Regions from separate parts of the Homo sapiens genome. Here regions 2, 3, 4, 5, 6 and 7 are each linked to region 1. The links are chromatin contacts, found by Hi-C or POLR2A ChIA-PET in ENCODE. All regions are on one chromosome and are shown on one strand. Each heading gives the region's core, a stretch centred on a gene start or an enhancer-like site at or near the end of the contact. The rest is flanking DNA. Distances are from core to core; before and after follow the strand shown.

Evidence for each region. A loop is a pair of places that touch in the nucleus more often than their neighbours do. ChIA-PET counts read pairs that join two places held with the same protein, here RNA polymerase II (POLR2A). Pooled maps may share reads with other maps.
Region 2: a map of B cell shows a loop between it and region 1 (7-fold over the local background). The contact joins the promoter of HYCC1 here to the enhancer-like site in region 1. A Hi-C loop is called at or near these places in 1 of 168 maps with a recorded cell type or tissue (B cell), 5 of 37 single-sample maps with no recorded cell type and 8 of 50 pooled maps.
Region 3: a pooled map shows a loop between it and region 1 (6-fold over the local background). The contact joins the promoter of POLR1F here to the enhancer-like site in region 1. A Hi-C loop is called at or near these places in 1 of 37 single-sample maps with no recorded cell type and 7 of 50 pooled maps. POLR2A ChIA-PET finds 5 or more read pairs at or near these places in 1 of 52 experiments (naive thymus-derived CD4-positive, alpha-beta T cell).
Region 4: a loop to region 1 is called in a pooled map, with 7 times the contacts of the local background. The contact joins two enhancer-like sites. A Hi-C loop is called at or near these places in 3 of 37 single-sample maps with no recorded cell type and 3 of 50 pooled maps.
Region 5: a map with no recorded cell type shows a loop between it and region 1 (11-fold over the local background). The contact joins two enhancer-like sites. A Hi-C loop is called at or near these places in 4 of 37 single-sample maps with no recorded cell type and 5 of 50 pooled maps. POLR2A ChIA-PET finds 5 or more read pairs at or near these places in 1 of 52 experiments (GM12878).
Region 6: a loop to region 1 is called in a pooled map, with 3 times the contacts of the local background. The contact joins the promoter of SNHG26 here to the enhancer-like site in region 1. A Hi-C loop is called at or near these places in 1 of 37 single-sample maps with no recorded cell type and 1 of 50 pooled maps. POLR2A ChIA-PET finds 5 or more read pairs at or near these places in 1 of 52 experiments (B cell).
Region 7: a loop to region 1 is called in a pooled map, with 8 times the contacts of the local background. The contact joins two enhancer-like sites. A Hi-C loop is called at or near these places in 2 of 37 single-sample maps with no recorded cell type and 8 of 50 pooled maps.

What each region holds. Positions count from the first base shown.
Region 1 is chr7:21,354,211-21,356,808 of GRCh38, forward strand. No RefSeq gene overlaps it. Among named protein-coding and RNA genes, the nearest start is that of SP4, 73 kb to the right of the region's middle. RefSeq lists an enhancer at 1,146-1,195. Within about 2 kb of position 1,286, at least 5 of the 41 ENCODE cell types and tissues checked have a DNase peak (open chromatin) inside an H3K27ac peak, as active enhancers do.
Region 2 is chr7:23,012,835-23,015,432 of GRCh38, forward strand. HYCC1 (hyccin PI4KA lipid kinase complex subunit 1) reads right to left here and starts at 1,296. Exons shown (of 11, transcript NM_032581.4): 1 at 1,091-1,296. RefSeq lists enhancers at 1-679, 1,097-1,286, 1,447-1,626 and a silencer at 637-906.
Region 3 is chr7:19,707,742-19,710,339 of GRCh38, forward strand. It overlaps POLR1F (RNA polymerase I subunit F), which reads right to left and starts at 1,296. Exons shown (of 4, transcript NM_001002926.2): 1 at 1,022-1,296. The coding sequence starts at 1,275. RefSeq lists enhancers at 420-1,024, 989-1,058, 1,025-1,627, 1,169-1,448.
Region 4 is chr7:22,992,291-22,994,888 of GRCh38, forward strand. All of the region lies in intron 1 of HYCC1 (hyccin PI4KA lipid kinase complex subunit 1), which reads right to left. Among named protein-coding and RNA genes, the nearest start is that of HYCC1, 21 kb to the right of the region's middle. RefSeq lists an enhancer at 679-758. Within about 2 kb of position 1,306, at least 2 of the 41 ENCODE cell types and tissues checked have a DNase peak (open chromatin) inside an H3K27ac peak, as active enhancers do.
Region 5 is chr7:22,884,820-22,887,417 of GRCh38, forward strand. All of the region lies in intron 3 of LOC107986776 (a long non-coding RNA gene), which reads right to left. Among named protein-coding and RNA genes, the nearest start is that of SNORD93, 30 kb to the left of the region's middle. Within about 2 kb of position 1,277, at least 2 of the 41 ENCODE cell types and tissues checked have a DNase peak (open chromatin) inside an H3K27ac peak, as active enhancers do.
Region 6 is chr7:22,852,940-22,855,537 of GRCh38, forward strand. SNHG26 (small nucleolar RNA host gene 26) reads left to right here and starts at 1,301. Exons shown (of 5, transcript NR_146320.1): 1 at 1,301-1,341. RefSeq lists a silencer at 1,116-1,575 and enhancers at 1,673-2,284, 2,076-2,305.
Region 7 is chr7:22,672,164-22,674,761 of GRCh38, forward strand. No RefSeq gene overlaps it. Among named protein-coding and RNA genes, the nearest start is that of IL6, 54 kb to the right of the region's middle. Within about 2 kb of position 1,293, at least 3 of the 41 ENCODE cell types and tissues checked have a DNase peak (open chromatin) inside an H3K27ac peak, as active enhancers do.

The DNA.
Region 1 (2,598 bases), core at 36-2,535:
TCTTTCTTCATTTGTTCTTCCTTTTCTCTTCCACCCATCATCCCTTCTTCCTGCCTCCTTCAATCGATTACTTGGTTAGTGTTTGTTGGGAAGTTAGTCAGTTCCAGGCAGTGGGCTAAACACAAACATGAAAAGATGGGGTCCTCGCTGTCGTCCTTTTCTGTTGTTGAGTAACAAATCACCCACAAATCTCGCAACTTAAACCAACACGCATTTATTACCTCCCCACTCAGTATACCAGAGAACAACCTGGTGTGGCAGGAATTTCTGCTCAGGGTCACCCATGGCCAGTATTCAGGTGTCAGCCGGGCTGGGAACTTAAGTGTAGGCTCTGAGGAGAAATCCACTTCCAAACCCATTCAGGTTATGACAGAGTACCCTACAGTTACAGGACTGAAGTGCTTTCCATCTGAGATCTGGGACCTGCCTCAGCTCTTTGAAGCCACTCACATTCCTTTTCCCATGGCTCCTCAATCTTTAAGCAGTAATAGTGCCAAATGACTATCGTGCTTCAAACCTGACTGCCTCTATTGTCATCAGCCAGAGAAAACTCCATTTTTAAAGATGTATGTTATTACATTGGGCCCACCAGGCTAATCCAGGCTGGTCTCCCTCTGTAACAAAACATAATCTCAAGCATGATAGCACATTCTGAAGTCCCAGGGACTCGGGAGGGACTTCACTGGGGGCCGCTTTAGAACTTCTGCCTACACATCTGCCATCAGGTGCTCACACAATACATACAAAAACAATAGCACTGCAATAAGATAATTGTACAAAAGAAAGTGCGGTAAACAAAATGTCACACATACATACAATGGAATACTATTCAGCCATAAAAAGGAAGAAAATTCTGACATGCTACAACATGGATGAACCTTGAGGACATTATGCTAAGTGAAATAAACCTATGATCCCACTTATTTGCAGTATCTAGAATAGGCAAATTCACAGAGACAGAAAACAGAATAGAGGTTTCCAGGCATTGGCGGGAAGAAGAATGAAGTTGTTGTTTGATAGTTATAGAGTTCTGTTTGGGATAATGAACGTGTTCTGGAAATGGATAGTGGTGACAGTCACACAGCATTGTGAACATACTTAAAAGTACTGAATCGTATACTTAAAAATGATTTACATGGTGAACTTCATGTTCTGTATATTTTACCACAATAACATAAAATTAAAGTGTTGAAAAAATAGACTGGAGGCATAAGAAAAGAACAGCATAACTTGCTTCCTGAAAGAGCAAAATGTCAGATTGGGCAGGAGATAAGATCAGATGGGTGTGGGTGAGAAGGGTGTGGACTGTGCGGTGGGAGGGACAATGTCATAATTTCAGTTCCCTTTTTGGTCACCACACAGCTAAGGTAACTTGATAATTTTGTCCAAACCTGCCTTCCTTTCTTGCACTAGCTGCCTGGAAAGCAAACCTTATTTAGCAATCACTAATAGTCCTAGAACTTTTGAGTGTTAATGATAGAGGTGTGAATCAAGTACCTGCTATTTATTAAGTGTCACGTTGGTGACCCCAAATTCACCTTGCTTCTAGGAAATAGAAAGAAGGAAACACAGAGACTGAGCACTATGCTGAGCACTGTGCTTCCTTACATAGCTTCAATGCTTCACAATGACAATGCAAGTTAAGTAGCCATGAAACTTGTTTTCCCCAGTTTTACCAATAAAACATTTGGGGTTGTGAAAGTCTGAATAATTGCCCGCATGTCAGGTAACAAAGAAAAGAAAGTACCTTCCCACCTGAGGGTCTTGTAATATGCTGTTCCCTCTACTTGGAATGCCTATCTACTTTCTCAACCTGTCACCACCACCACCATCATCTACACACACACACATCTGCTTAACATTCTGTATCTAATTCCTACCCATTAGTAAGCAAGGCTACCATATTCAGCTTTATAGATTGTGTGCTGCAAGAGTCCCAGGAGCACCATTCACGTAGACCACAATGTAAAAATGCCCTTGGAGTTGTGCAGTGCCCAACCTGCACAAACATACATGGCAAACCTCAGTCTCTCTCTCTTTTTTTTTTTTTTTTTTGGAGATGGAGTCTCGCTCTGTCACCCAGGCTGGAGTGCAGTGAGGCAGTGATGCAATTTCGGCTCACTGCAACCTCCGCCTCCTAGGTTCAAGTGATTCTTCTGCCTTGGCCTCCTGAGTAGCTGGGATTACAGGTGCCTGCCGTCATGCCCAGCTAACTTTTGTATTTTTAGTAGAGATGGGATTTCACTATGTTGACCAAGTTTGTCTCAAACTCCTGACCTCAAATGATCTGCCAGCCTCGGCCTCCCAAAGTGCTGGGATTACAGGCATGAGCCACTCTGCCCTGCCTATACATGGCAAACCTCTCTCAAAGTTTTGGCTTAGGTGTACTTCTATAGGTGGGCCGGGTTAGGTCTTCTCTCATATGCATCTGTATTCTTCTTTAAAGTATCTAGTACAAGCCCACTTAAATAGTTATTTGCATAATTAATATTTTATATATGACTTCCCTGCTAAACTGCAAGTTCAACAAAGGGAGAAATCACATCTGCTTAACTCTTTTTGAACAAAGAAATAAGATAGAGCTGGGTTTGTGTGAGT
Region 2 (2,598 bases), core at 46-2,545, 1.7 Mb after region 1:
AAGTGTTACATGAACCAAAGAGGTGGCCCACCTGCTCCAAAAACTACTGTGTGATCCAAGGATAAATAATTTGCAAAAGGTCAGCTTGGCCCTACTGCCTGTAGGGCAGTCTCTGAGATAAGAAGTAGCTGCCGGTGGAACAAATTCCCCCTACCTGAAGAGCGCCGCGGCTGCCAGGCTTGTGATAGTGTATTTCTCAGAGAGCAGATTCTGTGCAGTACTAAACCACTTAGGCAAAATTAAAATCTTTCAGGAATGTCTAAACTCACAAAGCACACATGTGCAAGCTGACGGGCAGACAGCAAATTTCGGGGAAGCGTACAAACTTGGGGGTGTTTTAATGCAACCATTTTCAGCCAAACCCCCGAGGATTCCCGAGTATGTTAAAATGAGCCTCAGGAGAGGAATAACTCATAGAAAGAAGGGGCAAGGGCTCAAGAAGAGATCTTCAGCGAAATAACCAAGGAAGGAAGCGTGGCTGCTGTCTGAACCTCTCCGCCCTGCAGGGGACCAAAGACCGACTCGGGCCAACGCTGCTCTCCAGGGGGCGAGGGCGGGGGGTCGACAGTGACCATTGTGGCCACCAGACCGGACGGACAGTGGCGGCCTCGCCGAAGTAGAGGGCGCGAGTGGGAGAGGAGGCAGAGGCCAGAGCATCCGCCGCGGCAGGGAGGGGACGGGGGGCTCCCGCCCCAGGCCCACCCGGCAGAGGGGCGGCCGGTGGGGCCGAGGCGGCGGCACCCGGGTCACAGCAGGAGGCTGGACTGCTCCTCGCCGGGAAGGAAAGACCCGAGTCGCGCGCACAAAGCTGCCGCCCTCCAGGCAGCGGGCAGGCTGCGCCCAACTTCGGGGCGAGCAGCGCCGGCCGCAGCCCACCCGCCCGCCAGCCGCCCCCAGCGCCCCGCGCCGCCTCGCACCCACCCATGGCGCCTCGCGCGGGAGCCGTTACCCCCAGTGGAGCCGCGGCCCCAGGGACAAAGTCCCGGTCCTGTCCTCGCCGCCGCCTCGCCCCGGCTCCTCCCTGACAAAAAAAAGTTATCCGTTGCCGGACGCCCTGGGGGCCCGGCGTGGGTCTCTCGGCTGGACTCACCAGGGCGGCTGCCGGAGCTCCACCTGCAGGACCTCGACTCGTGAGGCTCTCAGCGACAGCGACGGAGGCTGCTCTGCTTCCTCCCGAGTAGCAGCACCACCTGCTCCCCTTCTTCCTAGCAGAACGGGTCCCGGTGAGCCATCTTCCCCCTCCTCTCACTGACTGACAACCCAGCCGGGAGAGCCACCACTGCCGCCAGCCTCTCTGACAGGCACGACCAGGGACCCGTCCTCAAGCAGCCAACCACCACCGCCCCACGCCAGTTCAGCCTATCGCCGTCCTCCGGGGCGGGATCAGAACAACTTCTCCACCAATGAGAATCTTCTTCTGCTGGGCCTGGGGCGGAGCCATGAGGCGCCTTGAGTGGGCGTGGTCTGAGCAATGGGCGTGATCCGGGCGTCCGAGGGAAGTTGATTGACTGTAAGGTTTGCGGTGGCCGCTAGGCGATGACAATCAGCGAAGGTCTCTTAGATTCTGAGCCGTTAGGGCTTATGGCCTTCTCAGAAAAAAATAAACCTTACCGGATGATGTGAAGGGTATCAATTTGTTTCTCTTTTGTGAGAAAAGAGAAACAAATTGATAATTTACTAGTCAGTAGGATTTACTTCCCTGTAATTAAATTCACAAGAATTTATCAAAATCTTATCAAATCCCGGGAGGAAAAAAAAATTACGTTTTTGCAAAATGGAAATACAAACTTCCCCCTCACTACATCATTGCTTTTGGGCTTAGCCTGGAAAAAGTCAAATACGATGCCTCAGTTTTCTTTCCATGGGGGTTGTTTTTATTTTTTCCATCATTCCTCCCTACTTTTTCTCTGAACATATACTAAATGTTTTGTATAATAACTGGAACCCGAGAACACCTGAACCTGCGCCTGCAGACAGTACTGCTGTTTTTGACCTTGTAAACCTCTCCTACCACATCCTTCTCAAGACTGGTCAGGATTAATTAGAAGAAAAACTGACCTCCACCCTAGAAGACAGGAAGTTCATTCTAGCTTTACACTAGAAATGGGCAGGATTTCTCCAGAAACACTAAGTGAACTTTTCAAACATGCTGAACTCATAAATAACAAGCACATAAATAAGAAGATATATTACTTGATATCAAAAGGGTATCAAGCAAACAATTTCAGGTAATTATTAGGGCAGATTGCTAAAACAGATAGGATCCCCCTCCAAAGGGAGGATCAGATTAATGAGTAAATAATAACAAACTACAGTGATAAGGACAATAGAGATTGGTTCAATGAGCAATGGAAACAGAGGACAAGAAATGACTGTTTAGGAAAGTCAGCGAACTCCACAAGGAAGGTAATGTTTGAGTTGGATCTTAAAAGGTAAATGGGAGTTTGCCAGAGAAGAAAGTCAAAGGGTATTTCAGAAAGGGAGAACACCATGTTCAAAGGCATGGAGCTGTGAAAGGGCACAGAGCCATTGTGGAATGTTGAGAAGGTAGATGGGGTTAAATGATGAGGAACGGCCAAAAATTGGGCTGGAGCAAAA
Region 3 (2,598 bases), core at 46-2,545, 1.6 Mb before region 1:
CTTAAAGCTCCTTGAAACAGAGATTTTATTTTTTGTTTTTGTATCTCAAGTGTTCGGTATGTAATATAAACATACAAGAAGTGTATATTGGTGCTTGGAAGAATCTGCAGATTCTAGACATGGGTGGAGGTCCAGGATCCCTTAAGAAACTGATAAAAACTTCCGATGCAGTGCCCAAGGAACTTCACATAGGAATTCCTGAAGGGCAATCATGAATCCCTAGAGAATCCATTCCCTCTAGTTTTAGAACCCCGCTTTTAAACCAAAGTATAGTCCAGAGGAATACTCAAGCACATGCCCGCGCCCCCCGCCCCACACCTCTGTAATTCTAAGTTTTCAAGTCACTTTTGAATACCGTAATATAAATGCATACGTTTTGGTTTTTTCTCTCCCCAAAGCAACAGGCTCACTAGTTCGACTGAATAAATCTTCTTAAAAACAACAAAATCCCGCTAAACTAATGGCATTTTCATAATCCCCAGATCAGGTCCAAGAGAAGAGAAAATGGGGAAATTACCAGAGCGAAATCCAACAACAAAAAAGGTCCTTCATGTTTTACAAATAGAACGGTTGTACTAATGCTTCGTATGCTATCTTCTATGGAATGAGAATCTACTCAAGCACTGCAAACCAGATTTTTATCGTCAAATGAGAAAGCATCATCCGTAAGGGGATAAATGAAACGTTGAATGCCAAACAGAACTGGGCCTACTAGGTCTCCAGATCCCTGGTCTTTTCCTACCCCTACACCAGGGTTCTGGAGCAAGAATCTCCACTCCCTCCGCCCACACCTGAACTTCATCTTTAAGTTTTCTTCTCTATCTATGAAAGGGACCCTGTATAGATCTTTACCAGAGCGGTACTGGCCTTGAGGGACGGATCGCGACTCTAGAAATCCAGGGGGCTAAGCTCTGGGGGGCAATGCGACCTTTGCCATTTGCCCCTTTCTGCTGCGTCGTCAGCACATCCACCTGCTTTACTTCCCGTGCACAAAAGAAGGAACAGGCAAAGAGATCGGTACCTCTCAGAATAGCGAAGGAGCTCCGCATCAAGCTGTTCTCGAATGCCGGTGCGTTTCCTGTTAAGGTAGCGGGGCGACAGCGCGATGTGCCTTTGGTGCGGCCCGGCCACCAGGCATGAGTAGCGACTGTTCACCAGCGCACAAGCAGCGGCATAAGTCGGCAACTCTAGGCAAGGCAGGACGCCAGCCTGCCCTACCAGAGACCCATCAGAAGCCGCCGCTGGCCGCGGCGCCTCTGAGCAACCTGCAGCCATGCTGCTTGTCAAGGTTCCCACGGCGCGCGCCGTTGACGCAAGCACAATCCCATGTCCCCGGCGCTCGTTTTACGCCATCCACCAACGACCACGCCCCTAGGAATTTCCCCTCTTTTCGCTGCATTACGCAGCCCTGACCAGCAGGGGGAACCGCGTTTTCGCGCTTCGAGAACGGGAGCTTAGAGCCTCGGAAATGCATTGAGCACGCAGGAAAGCCAACCGACTGCTCTTTTAAGGGCAGGCAAATGTGTGTTTTCGCACAGAGGCTTATTGGATTAAGTAGGTAGCTTAAAAATGGGGGTTCTCACTTTGATCATTTCCAGTAGTGAGGTGGGTTTGGTAGAATTTTACAGGCTTGGACTGTACAATAAAAAATCAAAATATTTATGGAGTATATTTTATGCAGTACACGGAATCCTAAGCAGGCCTGATAATTGTAATGCAACGCATCTGAAAACGAACCCACTAGTTCTCTCCTGTCCCGCTTCTCTTCTCATTATGCAACTGCTAAATCAGGGAATCATACAGCCAAGCTGTCAGCCTCGGATCCTCTTTTGTATCCCCAAGTATCAAATCAGCCTGAAGACCTGTATTGCCCAAAGTGGAAATATCATTCTATTTGGACACTATTCTCTTTCCCTGCCGCCAAAACCGCAGGACTCCCTGCCTGTGGAAGCCTAGCTCAATGGTCAGGAGGACACTCTGGGGCAGCCAGATCTTCCCTGAAATACATATGATCGTGTTGTGCCCTGTTTAAGCCCTACATAGGCACCCCATTTTCTCTAGGACAACACAAACTCATGAAAATGGCTTATAAGTTACAAGGCCATTTTGTGATCTGCGTGGGCACACAGCCTCTCTCTTCAGCTTCATTTGTCACACTCCCCACCCTAATATTATCATGCTGCTTGATCTACTTTCAGGTCTCTCTTTGTGCAGTCTCACGCTGTTCCTTCCACCAGGGAATATAATAGCATTTTTCACAAGGGTAAATTCTACTCATGTATGAATTTCTAGCTTAGATTTTACATTCTATACCTTTGCAAAGAGTTTTCAAGCACCCCACTCCTCTTTCTCTATAAGGATTAGGTAGTTACCCATCTATGTTGGTTTTTATGTTAATTTTTTATTAACTGTCTTTGCTTGCCTGTTCCATCAATAGATTCCTACACTCACTAAAGTGGGGACCATAATATCTGTATTGTTCACTACAGTAGCCCCCCACAATTTATCCCTCCTCCAAAGAAACGAAACCAAGAAAAACCCAACCAATACATCTTGAATGAATAACCTGATAGTGAGTTAATAAATAATAAGTGATAA
Region 4 (2,598 bases), core at 56-2,555, 1.6 Mb after region 1:
TCATTCATTCATTCACTCATAAAAGATTACTTGGGTAATACGCATTTTATTTTTAAAATAAAAAATATTTCTCCTTGGATCAAGTCAGACTAACAGAAAACCACATATATGTACTGTATTATTGATTTTATAGAACTGTCTGTTTGGAGAAACTGGGCTTTGAAATTATGTCCAAAATGTTACCAAAGCACTGCTAGATGACATTTATCCTCCTTAAAAGCCAACAGAGTCTAGAAAATTCACATCTTAAGTTTTCAGTACTAGGAAAATCTCTCCTTTGGAGTAACTTGTTTGTTTTTATATTATGAATACTGTGAGTTTCATAACCAATTCTCTTTGTCTTACTGTTATTTTCTGTCTGCCTGTATCTACTTTTTTTATGTTGTTATGTATATTTGTAAAGCAAAGCCAATATAAATGCACAAAAGTTTTCTTTTGTATGAATTCCATTGTTTAATAAATTAGGACAGAAAGTTATCACAAATGGAACCACACTACATCAAGTTACATAGAAATGGGGAGGTAAAATTTTTACAAAAATTCAAAATAACTCTCCAGTTAAAATTAAGGTTAATTTTTCAAAAATTAAAAGAAATCAAGAGGAATATACAAGGAACCAAGAACAGTCAAGGGCTGTCTTGAAGAACAACAGAACTGTGGGACCTGGACTTCCAACAGCAAAGCTTAGTATAAAACTTACCAAAAACTATAGTAATTAAGCCAGTGGTGGCACTGTCAGAAGAATAGAAAACAACCAATGGAACAGAATAGAGTGGCCAGAAACAGACCCACACATATATGGTCACCTGATTTATGACAAAAATGACACTGAAATTCAGTGAGGAAAGGATGCTCTTTATAATAAATGGGGCTAGGTTATTTGGATAGCTACATGGGGAGGACAAAAAGAACCATGACCCTAGAGATCATGCTGTATGCAAAAATAAAAACAGTTTCAGTTGGACCACAGATCTAATTGTGAACAGTAAACCATAAGGCTTTTAGAAGAAAATGCAAGAGAGTACTTTCATAATCTTAGGCTAGGCAAAGGTTTCTTAAACAAGAGGCACAAAAGCACTAATCACAAGGAGGGGAAAAGGATAAACTGGACTTCCTTGAAAGTAAGAATTTCTACTCACCAAAAGATACCACTAGGAGAATGAAAAGGCAAAGCCATAGGGTGGCAGATGATATCTGCAATTCATATACATGGCAAAAGTCTCATATCCAGAATATATAAGGAACTCATAAATTATTAAGAAAAAAGGTAGACAATCCTATAGGAAATCAAGACCATCACTTACTCAAATGGAAACTTAGCACATGAAACGTGCTCAACTTTGTTAGTCATCAGGGAAATGTCAGTTAAAACCCACAGTGAAATACACCATACAAACACACACACACACACACACATACACACACACACGTACGCATGTGTAGCTAAAATGAAAGATCACACCAAGTGTTGAAAAAGATATGGAGCAATCAATATTCAGACACAGCTAATGTGAATGCAAATTGGTACAATATCTTGGAAAACTCTTTAGCAATATCCTCTAAACTTGAGGATATATACATATACTCTACGAACCCAGAAATTCTACCCATGTTAATACTCAACAGAAATGAGGACATATGTTCTCTGAAAGCTATGTTCAGAAAATGTTCATCTGAGCAATAGGCTTTTGTTTTTGTTTTGTTTTTAGAGACAGAGTCTCACTCTGTTACCCGGGCTAGAGTGTAATGGCGCTACCACAGCTCACTGTAGCCTCAAATTCCTGGGCTCAAGGGGTCCTCCCACCTCAGCCTCTCAAGTAGCTGAGACTACAGGAGTGTACCACATGCTTGGCTACAGCAGGTATTTTTTAATAGTCAAAAACTAGAAACAAACCAAATGTCCATCAGTAGTTGAACGAATAAATTACAGTATACTGTACAATATCTGAAATTCTATACAACAAAATATAACTTTTAATGAATAAACTATATCTGTGTTACAGTGTTGGATAAAAGAATGCAGGAAAACAGAGTACATACTATATAATTACATTTATGTAAATTTCAAGAACAGATAAAACGAATCCATTTGTGTTAGAAGTTGGGATAGTGGCTGCTCTTGAGGGGCCTATCTTGTCGGTTCTGATAACAGTCTGTTTCTTGATCTAGGTGCTGGTTACTCAAGTGTATACATTTGGTGAAAATTTGCCAAGCTAAACATTTCATAAACTGTACATTTTTCTGTATGTATATTATACATTAGTAACACCAGTCAGCCCTGGGTCTCTTATCTTCCACTTGATAGAGATCAAATGGGAGCCCTCATTGTATAGCTGAGCTCACATGGACACTCACTTGTTTAGCACGCATGCAAGCTCAGAATAAAATTGTTCCTCCCCAAACTTCTCTGTCTCCTGCAGAACTCAAAAGGGAGTCTATGACATGCCTCCCTATCCTGAAACTTTCACAGTCTCACCACCACTGTCTGCTTTAGGTCCACCAGGACTAAAGTCTTTATTCCCTTCATCTCTGTTTATGTCCAGCACCACAAGAAGCTACAGACACCTAGATGACACTCATCTCACACACTAGTCATCA
Region 5 (2,598 bases), core at 27-2,526, 1.5 Mb after region 1:
TGGCCAAGAGCCATGGGGTAGGCCAAGAGTGCTGTCAGCCTATGCTTCTCTTCTTTGCTAAGACTCCAGAAAACAACACAGCACTTCACGGCATCTCTCGGCAGTCAACCAGAGTTAGAAGCTGGACCTCAGTCATCCACACCACATGCTAAATCATCACCAAATGGCCTCATGATGAAGGACTTCACACACAGAAACCTTCTGGGCATAGGTCACGCCTTCTATGCCTTTCCAGGACACATGACTGTGGCCCCCAGTGATGGTTAGGTGGCTATTACTGAGCTAAGACTCTACAATGAGTGTCTTGCTTCCTTTCTAAAAGAAACCCTACCCTTGGGCCAAGGGATAGGGAAGGGAACAGAAGGGAATTCTAGTTATGGCTGTTCTTTGTTTTAACCAATAAATGGATTTCCATTTTAAGAGCCCAGATGTCAAGAGTATCTTATTATAGTGGCCTCACACAGGCTGGGAATGAAGTAGAAATTAGAATGGTTGTTGAAAACTTTCCGTTTTCTTCTTCTTTATTAAGTCTGATGACTCAGACTTGATCTAGGGCTTTTTGTAACAGCCAGGCACATCCTCTTACATAAATGAGAGAAGATGTAACCACCTATTATAATGCCTTGCATATAAGGGACACTCAACAAACGGTGGCTAATAATATGATGAGTAGAAATAAATATTCTGTTCTGCCTCACAATGTCTATCACAATGAAAACAATTGTGGGAAGTAAACTGTATATTGAAATGTATTACCAAAATCGAAAGTTAAGCAAAAATAGTTTCCATAGATAGCTAAAAACTTTCTGTTTTTCCTGAGCTAAAGAAGAACAAGAAACTAAAACTCCTTTCAGGCACCATTTATCTTTCTGTTAAACATCAATCTGATGTCATGTGGCAAGAGTTTTAGTTTCATTTAAAAATCATTTCTGATATCTTGTGGAACAGAACAATTTCCCTTCCAGAGAAAAAGGGTATCTATTTAGCCAATGACAAACAGCTTCCATTTTCTCCTTTTTTTTAACTTTCTTTTTTTTTTTTTTTTTTTTGTTAACACCACTTTTGTTCAGGGTGACAGTACACCTGTAGCCCAAGGGGATGAATCACAGTAGATATAAATTCCACGTGGTGATTTCCTTCCCTAGACTACCCTGTAGCTAGGATTGGCATAGGACCATTCTGGCCAGTGAGGTATAAGTAGAAGTCTCCTGGGGGCTTCAGGGAAAGAATCTGCTTTCTGATAAATGATGCAAGTGCAAGAGGAGAGTTTGCTTTTGCTCTTCCCCACCCACATCCTGTCTGGGAGTGTGACAGTGCCTACAGCTGCAGCAGCTGTCTTGCAATCATGAATTGACAGTGTCAGAAGCCAATCTGCTGAAAATGACAAGGCAGATGGATAGATCAACATGGGGTCTCAATGGCATCACTGAGTGGCTGCACCAACACTAAATGGACAACAGCTGCAATTCTTGTTTAGCCAAGGTTGAAGGTTCTTAAAATTGAAACTCTTGTCAGTTGAGTTTTATTTGCAGCCAGAAGCAATTCCAACTGATTCACAGACCTTTAATTACTAGTTCAATGACTACCCATACACCCAGTATCTAAATTTAACTACTTCTAATATTTACCACATTTGCTTTTTTCTCTAAGTTTTCAATATATGTGGAAGATAAATTGTAGACATAACGCTTAGCCCTTCAGCAAGTATCTCCTAAAAAGAAGAACATTTTCCTTCATAACCACAAGGCTATTATCCCTCCTAAAAATATTAATGATTCTGTGATATCATCTGAACACTAGTCCATATTCGGTTTCCTTTATCACAAAACACATTTAACACAAAAATGTGTTTTTGTAGTTGGATAAAATTTTCATATAAATGTTCATACAAACGGGACTTGGGATTTTGTTTTCCCTTTTCTTTTCCCTTTTTAAAAAAAATTTAATTAATTATTATTTTTTTTTTATTTTTTGAGATGGAGTCTCGTTCTGTCACCAGGCTGGAGTGCAGTGGTGTGATCTTGGTTCACTGCAACCTCCGCCCCCCGGGTTCAAGCGATTCCCCTGCCTCAGCCTCCCAAGTAGCTGGAACTACAGGTACCTGCCACCACGCCCAGCTAATTTTTGTTTTTTTAGTAAAGATGGGGTTTCACTATATTGGCCAGGATGGTCTCAATCTCTTGATGTTGTGATCCACCTGCCTCGGCCTCCCAAAGTGCTGGAATTACAGGCATGAGCCACCGCGCCCAGACTTAATTTATTTATATTTATTTATTTTTTGAGACGGAGTCTCACTGTGACACCCAAGCTGGAGTACAATAGCACGATCTTGGCTTACTGCAACTTCCACCTCGCAAGTTCAAGCGATTTTCCTGCCTCAGCCTCCCGAGTAGCTGGCATTACAGGTGCCCGCCACCATGCCCAGCTAATTTTGTATTTTTAGTAGAGACAGGGTTTCACCATGTTGGCCAGGCTAGTCTCAAACTCCTGACCTCAAGTGATCCACCCACCTCGGCCTCTCAAAGTGCTGGGATTACAGAGGTGAGCCACCACTACTGGCCTTCTCCTTTTAATAAAAAAGAAACATTCTCCACTCTC
Region 6 (2,598 bases), core at 51-2,550, 1.5 Mb after region 1:
GTCTGTCTGGATTCTTCTTGGCCTCTCTGAGCATGCACTCTTTCCTTCTGGGTATGGGACAGGACTCCCTCTGGAATGGGGGTCTTATGACCTACAGTCAAACAAGGGAAGTCAAATAATGTCTTTATGGCCAGATTTTACACAGAACGGCAGAGGGAAAGTCCCCACAGTCCTTGTATTAATTCCCTAGGGATGCCTTAACAAAGCACTCGGTGACTTAACAGAAATGTTTTGTCTCACATTTCTTGTGACTAGAAGTCCAAAATCAAAGTGTCAGCAGAACCAAACACCAAGCTCCCTCTGAAATCTGCAGGGGAGGGTCCTTCCTTGCCTCTTCCTAGCCTTTCTCCGGTGGTGGCCGGCAATCCACCGCATTCCTGGGCTTACAGCTGCATCACTCTGATCTGCCCCTGTCCCGCCACATTTTCGTGTGTCTCTGTCTTCAAGTGGCATTTTGACACCGTGTGATAAGGACATCAGTCATGTTGAATTAGGAGGGTCCACCCCAATGATCTCGTCTTGACCACATCTGTAAAGACGCAGTTTTTCCAAGTTAGGTCGCATTCACAGGTGCTGGAGGTTAGGTCTTCAATGTCTTTGGGAGTGGGGACAAATTCAGTCCTTAACACTCATGTTCTATATGTAGTGCTGCTTAGGCATCCAGCCAACAGACCTGCTTATTTTACTGCAGTCAGAATACCTTCTCCCCTTCCTCCTCACAGTCCAATGACACAGACGTGCTTTGGGGGCAAGATATTTGCGGGCCGTGGCCATCATTCTAAGCATGCAGCACTCCAGGCACCAGGAGTCCTCCCCGTGCTTCAACCCCTCTTCGATGAGTTTGCACCCCCGACCTCCGCTAATGTTCACATCCTTTAACGGGAGCCAGTCTTCTGCTACGTAATTAGACGAGTCTTGAAAGAAGCACCCAGGGGCGTGGCTGAAGACTTTAAGAAACACCAGGCAAGGGAGGGGAGTGGGTACCAGAGACACCTAACATTATTTGAGTGGCAGGAGCTTCCTCTGACCTTCAACGAGGTAAAGAGACATCACAGCCAGCGAGAGTTTGGGGCAGACTCCCCAGACTCGGAGGCCGGGGCAAAGTGGGAGCCGGGGCCAAGTGGGAGCCGGGGCCGTGTGGGGTGGGGGGGGGGGCCCAAGGCGGGGAAGGCCCGGGCCGCCGACAGGGGGCGCGCGAGGGCCTCCGGGCCCCGCGGGCGGGGCGGGTGCTGGACCCGGAGGGGCCTTCCGGCAACTTTTTGGTTGGTGCCGCCCCGCCCAGGCCCCTTTTAAACTTGATCTCCGCAGTGCCCTCCCTTTTCGGCCGCGGCGCGTGACTGGGTAAGTGGGCTCGGACCTTCTGGACGCAGGAGCCGACCACGTGGCTCCGGGGCTACCCCGTGCGCTTCCTAGGCGCGCCTCTCGCTGCCCCCACGCCGAGGCCTCGGCTCGGCGCCGCGGGGAAGCCTCCGTTAGGGCCCCTCGGGGGTGGGGGCGTCCTCGTGGCGCTTGGGCCCTTCGTCCCGGGTTAGGACGGCCCGTGTCCTTGTGCGCTTGAAGGGGCCGCCCCCTTTCCTCGAGGATCCCACCCCCACTCAGCAGAAGCCGCCAGGCGCCCGTCACCTCCCGTGCCTGAGTCCCTGCCGTCCACGCATTCGGCCTACAGGCAGCTTTTAGTCCTTTTTCAATTAAATGATTGCATTTTGAGGATCAAATTCCAACCGCAGGCGGAGGCGCCGAGCCCCGGACGGTCTCTGGGTTCTTGGTGCACTCGGGGCTCCTGCCTGCCCAGGGGCTGTGACCGCGCGGACGGAAGCCTATTTGGGAAGCGAGTGAGATCTGATGTCTGAAGCGCTTTAAGTTTCTAAGCGGGGCAGTATAATAGCGGGGTTAGCAAACACACGGAGGTCATTTCACTCGCGCAGCCATCCCCCACCGCCACCAGTGCCGTTCATTTGCTACTGGCCCGCAGTCAGATAATTTAAAGGCTTGGAGGGACGAGTCTTGCTGGAGCCGACGCCTACAGTAAGTTGAGCGGAGTGCTGTGAGCCCTAATAAGGGAGCCTGCTTTCCTCCCGAAGATTCGCTTTTTTGGGAGTGGCCAGAGCGTTATTACAGCACAGGGCCCGCTTCCAACGTTTAATCAGGGTGTGAGGAGGCCCTTCGTGGTTTTCTGACCTGGGAAAAGTCTGAACTACTGGGTTCTTTCTGGCTTGGACCAGGACAAGGTGTTGAACGCCTAACTTAGGTCTACTAAGGTGTAGAAATACGCAAGGCTGCCCCTAGAGAACGTTTGTCTGGGGAATAATGTAAGTTTTTGGAGCGGCTCTCCTGAGCATCGCTGAGCATACTAATTGTTCATTACTGGTACAAAATGCTATATAAAGGGATACTTTGCGAATTTAGTAAAATTGATAAAGATCTAAATTTACATTTGAGTCAACAAATAATCTTTGTGGCTAGCATAGGTACCACAGTTCTGTTGGAATGTGAAGCTCGTGGTTCACCTGTTTTCCTCAGTTGTGAAAGATTTGCTGCCTTTTTGATGAAACCAAATGGGACCCATTTTACCATTCTTTAATGAGGAAAGCTTGTACA
Region 7 (2,598 bases), core at 43-2,542, 1.3 Mb after region 1:
AATATCAAAGGGAAACCTGCCTTTGCACATTTAAAGTTCTTCCAATGGAAAAAAATGGGAGACCTGCCAGATCACCCTTCAGAGAAGCCCAGCAGCTAATGAAATCCCCCTAAATAAGGCTTCCAATCAACATTTTAGTGCCTCTCCCTTAAAAATAAGTGACCAGTGCTGGGTGGGGTGGCACAAGCTGGTAATCCCAGCTACTAGGGAGGCTGAGGTGGGAACATTCCTTGAGCCCAGGAGTTTGAGTCCAGCCTGGGCAACAAAGTGAGACTCCCATCTGTAAAAAATAACTAAAAAACAAAAATAAATAAGTGGCCAAGATATTTGTGAAAAGCAACTCTCTTGAAGGAAACTAACAGAAATAAGAAATTCAGAAGAAATAAACAAGGAGATAAAAAAATGTTTTCAGGTAATATTAATGTCCTCAGAGAGATAGAAGATATATTCATGAAACAAGACATCATTTTTAAAAAGAGAGCTCTTGGGAATTCTAAATGTGATAGCAGAGATTAAAAGCTCAATGAAAGGGTTAAATAATAAACTTGAGGAAATCTCACAGGAAGTATAAGATAGAGACAAAGAGATTGAAAAGGGAAAGAAGATTTTTTTAAAAACAGGATCCATCCAGGAAGGCCAATACCCAGAAGGAGAGAATAAAGAAAACAGAATGAGAGAAAGAGAGAGAAATATAATCCTGATACACAATGCAGCTCAAATGTAGTTAGGGCTGACATAATTTAGCACATCATAGAATGTCGAGGTCTCAGCCAACAGTGGCAAAACCAGAAAACCAACAAAATTTACAATGCAGAGTCCTCAACAGGCTCAGGAACTGGCAGTTTCAGATAGTGCTTCTGAAACTGAAGGTTACGGTGAAAGAAACCAATCTAGGATGGGCTGGGTAAAAGCTGTGTGAGAAGCAATCAGAGCCTTCATTCCCCTCTCTGCTCCACATCACTGAGTATGTCCTCTTCCCCTCCCCCATACAAGATGGCAGGTTTATTCTTTGAAGGAATCCTTCCTGACCGGAGGTCAATTGGCACAGCGGTTGATTTGAGAACAGTAACACAAACCATAAAATGGTGAGACCCGCAGCCCTTCTTCCCCAGCTCTGTTTCCCCAATTGGCCATCAGAACAGTGACAGCATACTTGTAACCTTGGCAGGAGATTAGAAAGGTTTCTTTCTGAGGAATCTGACCAGTCCATGAAAAAAGGTCAGAAAATACTGAAGCAAAAAAGTTTCCTAAAACAAACAGTGCTTCCAGCTCACCCTACAGTGAAGCTCAAAGTCAACAAGCCTTGCCTGCAAGTTGAGAGCATCCAATCCACTTTTTAGTCCTCTAATCCTGAACAAACATCCAAGGGTGCCAGATGTCTAAGGAAAGCCCAGGGCAAGAAAACTGGAGAACAAAACAAATAGATAAAAGCAATTCGGAGGAAATAAAATACACAGTGACTAAAACTTTAAAAGTATCATGAATACCCTCAGGGAAATAAGAGACAATGACATACCTTTGAAACAAGAGTAGGAAACTATAAAAAGGAACCTAGGACCAGAAAATAGAATTGAGGCATTCTAGAAAGGTGAGTAAAATGACAGAGGGGAAAACAAAAACAAGAAAATGAAGATATTAGAGAACCAATCCAGGGGTCTGAATATCTGATTAACAAGAGTTTCCAAACAAGGGAGAAGAAAGCCAACGAGAGGAAATCGTCAGTAAAATTATTCAAGCAAATTTCTCAGAAGTGAAAGACTTAAGTTTCCAGATTTCCTGAAGGGGCCACTGAGGGCCCAGAATAATCCAGGCAGATTATTGTGAAATTTCACAACACTGGGGACTAAGGGAAGATCCTTTTTAACCTGATTACTGGAGGATGTTCTCCCCCAAAATAAGAGAGTAAACCAAAAAAGAAGAGATGAGGAATCCAACTTGGGAGAAAAATCTAGAGAATTCCAAGGTCCACAGTGAAGGAAAGACTCAAGATAGATGACAGCTCTGCAACAGCCTGGAGAGCATTCAACTCAGAAGAGGAAAGGGATCGGGGGTGGGGTGGGGAGTGGGCTATCCTAAGAGAAAAAAAGAAAGTGATAAACCATCCAATGTTGGTGTCTATTAGAAGGTGCGTCTGCTAGAAGAGGTACAAAGAAAATTAGGCAAATAGGAAAAAAGGCAACAATTTCAGGAAAAACTAGAAAAGGCAACCATAGTTCACAGTGCTCAACTGGAAATTGTATTTGCATAAAAAGTTAGGTAAATACAGAAGTTTAATCAAAAATTGTATTATCTTGGGAGGGTGGGGCATGGGAACAATAAGGAAGGATAGTATAAGAGTTGGATGTTCATCTATCATAACAGATGATTATGTCTAAAAGTCACCATTGCAAACAGTATATCTAGGCATATCATTTAGAAGTACTGAGATGTATATGCAAGAAGAAATGGCTAAAAGAATCAAAAGTAGTTGCCTCTAGGAAGAAGCAACGAAAGAGTGTGAAGAGTGATACAGGGAACCATTGTAATTTCTTTAATACTATTTAACAATACTTTTATTTTTATTTATTTATTTATTATTTTTATAGAAACAGGGTCTTG